2 separate regions of the Homo sapiens genome follow, and region 1 is linked to region 2. Evidence: read pairs that join two places in POLR2A ChIA-PET (ENCODE). Cell type or tissue: GM12878. All regions are shown on one strand. Links, peaks and the distances in the headings refer to the core of each region. The heading gives the core; the rest is flanking DNA. Region 1 holds the start of LOC105375018 (a long non-coding RNA gene). Region 2 overlaps PSMB9 (proteasome 20S subunit beta 9).

Region 1 (2,912 bases), core at 279-2,778, 1.2 Mb before region 2:
CTTCCAGGCCCACTCAGAGATTCTACTTCCTCTCTCTTCTTCCTTGAGCCTCCACCCCACCCCATTTCCCCACCTCTCCCGGGTGGGGCTGGGTGGTCATGAATGTGTCTACAGTGGGGGATGGGAGGGAGGCTGGTACCAGTGAAGCCGCCGATGGACCAGGCGTAGATGATGATGTCCTGGGGCTGGAAGCCTAGGCGGTGGATGGCAAACTGGACCACCACATCCATGGCATTAGCCTCATTCTGCGGGAATGGCACCCCCTGCAGGAGAAAGGGCAAAGTCAGGAGTGTGTCAGCACCAAAGGCCAGCTCACCTGTCCCTCCCAACGTGGACCCCTCCTGCAGCCACCTATGACAGGCAGAGAAGGTGTAGAAGGAAGGGATGGTAGGAGAGGTTGTTCTCTCCAGAAGACGGATGTGTACAATGAGATCTACCTCCTCCTCTCCTGCTAGCCCCGCACTGTGGGGATGGGGGCATGGCTCCCAATGCTGCCTTCACAACCTCCTAGACCCCAGCCCTCAGGTGAGTGGGACGCCTTCAAGAAATCCACAGCCCCTCTCCTCCCTCCAATGGCTGACCAGAGGGAAACAGACATAATTCAGGAAAAGGAAGGGATTCCTGAGATGGTCTCACCGTGCTTCCAGCAAAGCCTGGATGATTCCAGCCCAGGACTGAATATCCAGCTGTAACACAGGGGGAGGAGGGACTGAGACCTTGTGGCCCACAGCCCTTTCTCCATCCCTGGGGGAAGGAAGAGCAGAAGTACCCCCCAGCTTAGATGCAAATAACTCCAAGCCTTCCCAGAAATAGGAGATGACACCAGAGGTTCTGAGGCAGCACAGGGAGCAGCATGTGATTGTGTGGGGTGTGTGGTGGGGGAATGGAACAGAATGAAAAGCATAATAGCTAGGGACACAGGCCAGGGGAGGGATGTAAGGTTATCAAAGCAAATGGCGAGTGGACTTTTCCCTAAAGCTGAGAGACTCAAAACCTCACCCAGAGAAAGCAGAGGCCAGGGGAGGTCAGGTCAGTGTGGGAGGCAGGGACATTCCCTTTCAAAGGGCGGAGATAAGGAGGCTGAGTCACCGTCCTACCTTCCAGGGGCGTGGAGACGCAGCCCACCTCATAAAACCCAGCATTCCCCTCACAGCAGATCACCTAGGAAGGAGGCAGGAAGGAAGGGCTGGGGGGCCAAGTTGGGACTGAAAAACTCCCTTTGGGCAGGGAGGGCAGCCCATGAAGAGCTTTGCAGGGAAGAGGAAAGGGCAGGTTTCTGTTTTCTCCAAGGGGAATGGAAGCTTCTCATTCCACAGGGTCCATAAGAGGAGAAGCAAAGGGATTACAAATACTCCTCAGAGGCTGACCTGCTCGACCACCCAGCCATGTCTTTTCCTTGGAAGATTACCAGCTGGATCTCTTTCAGGAAGGGGACTATGGAGATGTTTTTCCTTTCTCGTTTTCGGGTCTGTTATCTTCTGTGACCATTGCTATTGTGTGGTATGCTGATTGCTCTCCCTATCCCTCTCTGAGCTCCAGTCTTATGGTCAGATAAACTGTAATGCCATGGCGCCCCAAGCTGAAACCCACGAATGGTGGGATTTGCATGAACTCTCATAACAGATGGGCAGAGCCAGGACTAGAACCCAGCTCCCTAGACTCCTGGCTTAGCGCTCTTTCCACGGCTGCTTCATGGAGGTAGGAGACTTTGAGGCCAGGCTGCCTGGGTCCAAATACCAGCTCTACCACTTACTGTGAGGTCCAGGAAAGGTTTTCTGTGCCCCAGTTTCATCTCCTGTAAAATGGGCTAATATAAGCAGTACCTATCTCACGGGATTCTTTTGAGAATTAAATATATATGCTTCATATATATATGAGAATTAAATATATATAAGTGTGAAGTGCTGTCAAAGTGGTAACTATTAATATTAGTTTCTCGTCCTTGAACGTCTCTCCTACTTCATCTGTTTCTCTATCACAGGGTTTCACTACATCACAAGGTCTTTAGCGTGGAGCTAGGACATGAGATTATCCCCAGTAGTGGTTCCTTCAGGGAGGTGCTATAGCATTGGGGTCCCCAGACCTCTACTGCCTTCCTCACACTCACCCCACCTCTGGGCTCTCTGCTCCCTCTTACCAGCTTCTGTCCCTGGGGCTCAGCTGTCCCCCGCCGGTCCACAAACATGGTGTCAATCTCATTGCCATCACAGGCCAGCAGCTTTGCCCGGCGCCCATTACACTGAGTACGGAAGACGCAATGGCCAAGATGCAAGGGTCAGGAGGCCACATCACAGGGGTGGGGCGGGGTGGGTGGGGGTGAGAGGGGAGGGCTTTAGGGGATGTGCGGGCAGGGAAGCCTCACCTCTTCCACCAGTCGGGCCTGGCCCTGCAGCAGCACAGGCATGAGGGCCTTCTGCAGCAGGTACACAGAGCCTGGATACAGCATCCGGCGCCCTAGGGTGTGCGCCACCAGGTAGCTGTGGGGAACACAGGTTAACAAACCCCAACCCTGTTGAGGCCTGGGGACTGTGCTGGGGACCATCCCAGCCCTAGCACTCACAGACTGTAAGGCCTGCTTTACCCCTGACCTTCACAGCTTTACTTTCCTCTTTCAAGCCTTAATGAAATATGTACCAGGCTAGTGTTTTGCAAACTTTTCTTACTGCAACCTTTGTAAGATAAACATTTTATATTGTGGCTCAGTGCACACATATCCTGTATGTACAGAATTCTGAGAGTTTTATGATGTAACTGTCTATACATAATAAGTAAATGCAAAGTTATCATCAGATTATGATTCTGTTAAAATATAAGTACAACATATTAAAGGTCCCCAAATAAATAATGCTTTAAAAAATGATGGTTATAATTCAAAACCTCAAATATGGCTTGCCTCCCTGACTAATTAGCAC
Region 2 (2,874 bases), core at 375-2,874:
ACTGAAACTTTTATTTTCAACCATCTGTATGTGTTCCTTGCTGCTTCTCTCCTGCCTTGCCCCTGGCCATGCTAACCACTGCCCTCCTCGATTTTTTCCAATGTTCAGTAAATTGGAAGAGCTCACTTCTGATGAAATGGGGGGTGAGAGTGGAGGATTGTGGACCAAAAAAAAAAAAATAGACTGACCTTGTTTCCCAAGATCATAGTCAATTACTCTGTGTTGGGTCTACACCACATCTGCACATACTATGAGCCCTTCCGTTGGAGATAATTTTCACTTGCGGAGCTGCTTCACTTCTACCTGTAGGAGCCTCATCTCCACCTCTCTACAGTGGAGAGGATTCCACTAGGCAAGTTGGAACTTAGGGACACAGTTCTTTCTGTGTTGTATCACAGCTGGGCTGTGGCATTCCCCTGCAGCCGGATGAAGCAATAGAGAAAGTGGAAAGATGAAGGGAAAAAAAGCCTGTACTGACAGTCAGCTCTGGCCTGTTACTGTGTAATCTTTGAGCCAGTCACTTCGCCTCTCTGGGAATGTTTCTTCTTCTCTAACATGAGGGCATCAAGGCTGTTCTTGCCCTGACATTCCATATTCTGTGTCTCTGCAGACCACCATCATGGCAGTGGAGTTTGACGGGGGCGTTGTGATGGGTTCTGATTCCCGAGTGTCTGCAGGGTGAGTAAAAGTGAAGATGTATGCATTTGGAAAGAAGCTAATGGCCTCAAATACACACTTTCCTTACCCATTCATGAAAAGACTGGCAAACTGGAGCCTTGGAGGAATGGAGTTGACCTTCCCCAAAAGCCACTATGATAAGCTATTTGGTGGGTGCTTGGGTCTCTGAATTTGTGGAGGAGGATCTGGGGTCTGAATGTGTATGTGACCTGTCCCAGTAGTGTACAGGGATGAGTAAAGGAATAGGGTCTGAGAGGGGGACAGGAGATAGATTTTTGAGGGTCTTCTTTCCATCTGTGCTTAGGGATCAAAAAGATGATTCTGTCAAGCAGATACCTGGTTTCTCATTTACCATATATTGAACTATTTTGTCTCTTCTCCCACTCCTAACCAATTTCCTCACATGCAAAATGAGTATATGGGGTTAGGTCAATATTACTGACATTATGTTCCATAGAACATAACTCTCTCAAGATTGTTAATAGCAAAGAAAATTGATGAGGCATATTTTTCTTACCTTAGCATTTTTTGCTTTGTTATAAAATCTAAGCCTGAAAAATAAGCCTAATTTTGATTAACATCTGCAGTGATTAATAATATCTGAGATGATTATTTGCCTCCTGCTTTAATCCAAGCATTAAACTTCATGCTATTCTCTTGTCAAAGAAATTTGAGAGACATTGAATGATCACCCTCAAAAATTCCTGAGTTCTGGTTGGGTGCAGTGGCTCACATCTATAATCTCAGCACTTTGGGATGCCGAGGTGGGCAGATATTTGAGGTCAGGAGTTTGAGACCAGCCTGGCCAACATGTTGGGACCTTGTCTCTACTGAAAATACAAACATTAGCTGGGCTTGGTGGTGGGTGCCTGTAATCCCAGCTATTCGGGAGGCTGAGGCAGGAGAATCACTTGAACCAGGGAGGCGAAGTTTGCAGTGAGCCCAAGATTGATCCACTGCACTCCAGCCTGGGTGACAGAGTGAGACTGTCTCAAAAAAAAAAAAAAAAAAAAAAACCTGAGTTTTAACTTGGTGACTGTTGACTCCCTCCTGACAGCGAGGCGGTGGTGAACCGAGTGTTTGACAAGCTGTCCCCGCTGCACGAGCGCATCTACTGTGCACTCTCTGGTTCAGCTGCTGATGCCCAAGCCGTGGCCGACATGGCCGCCTACCAGCTGGAGCTCCATGGGTATGAAGCTCTGGAGTTCTGACTCCCCACCCACTAGAGCTCCCCCAACCTGCATGAATCCCTGTACAGTGTGCTGTTCCAGGAGCTGGACACTGGGAAATGGAAAAGTCTTGTTTCGGCTCTTGCTGGCACTTGAATCTGTCAGTTTCTGCATCTGTAAAGTGGAGATAATATAGTACCTCATGAGACGGTTATTTTGAGAACCACATTCTATATGTGAACACAGTTTAAAAGCTGTAAATCACTATCCTGATATAAATAATCAGGAAGAAGGTGATATTGTGACCCACCATAATATCAGGCAGTTACCATACGAGAAATCAAGGTCGTTGGGACGGAAGTAACCTTATCTGCTTTTCCCCATAAGAGCAGGGTCCTTGCAGCCAAAAGAAAGTTATGTGGGTGGGGCTGAGCAAAAGAGTGAGCAATTGAAAGCTTCTTACCAGTTGGTGGTGTGGGACTCTGGTTCCCCTGTACATGTGGGAGGGAGGCTGCAGTTTGAGCTATTGCAGTTACAGTTTTCAGGGGTCGTTTAGCAGGGATGATGGTAACAGTATAGGAGAATGAGACTTAAAATTCTATCAACCTTTATTCCTAATATTTCCCTCAGGATAGAACTGGAGGAACCTCCACTTGTTTTGGCTGCTGCAAATGTGGTGAGAAATATCAGCTATAAATATCGAGAGGACTTGTCTGCACATCTCATGGTAGCTGGCTGGGACCAACGTGAAGGAGGTCAGGTGAGTTTCTCCCAAAGCACTCTCTCCTCTGGGCTTCCCCACTCTCCTGCAGAGGAAGATGGAAGTCCTATGTCATTCTAGCAATGAGTTCCAAGGACACTACCTCTGAAAGCATAGTACTTTGGGGATATGAGATACCAGGGCTTCATTGCAGGGTGCAGAGACCACTTAATGTCTCAGTGGGAAGGAAGGGCTTGATGATTCTTTAACCTGAGGATCCCTTTCCCAGGTATATGGAACCCTGGGAGGAATGCTGACTCGACAGCC

The links. Peaks named below come from ENCODE experiments on the same cell type or tissue, not always from the same donor. Only the 100,000 strongest peaks of a DNase experiment are listed, where the experiment ranks them.
Region 1: POLR2A ChIA-PET joins it to region 2 with 11 read pairs; 2 of 35 experiments call an interaction of 5 or more read pairs at or near these places.

The regions. Positions count from the first base shown.
Region 1 is chr6:31,689,442-31,692,353 of GRCh38, forward strand. It overlaps ABHD16A (abhydrolase domain containing 16A, phospholipase), which reads right to left. Exons shown (of 20, transcript NM_021160.3): 8 at 2,363-2,477; 9 at 2,138-2,239; 10 at 1,098-1,161; 11 at 637-686; 12 at 140-263. LOC105375018 (a long non-coding RNA gene) reads left to right here and starts at 208. Exons shown (of 2, transcript XR_926696.2): 1 at 208-525; 2 at 1,317-1,875. In GM12878, for the core only: no CTCF peak of the experiment used is centred there; no DNase peak of the experiment used is centred there.
Region 2 is chr6:32,855,528-32,858,401 of GRCh38, forward strand. It overlaps PSMB9 (proteasome 20S subunit beta 9), which reads left to right. Exons shown (of 6, transcript NM_002800.5): 2 at 611-678; 3 at 1,736-1,867; 4 at 2,478-2,607; 5 at 2,837-2,874. Among named protein-coding and RNA genes, the nearest start is that of PSMB9, 2.8 kb to the left of the region's middle. In GM12878, for the core only: no CTCF peak of the experiment used is centred there; no DNase peak of the experiment used is centred there; H3K4me3 peaks cover 906 bases; H3K27ac peaks cover 611 bases.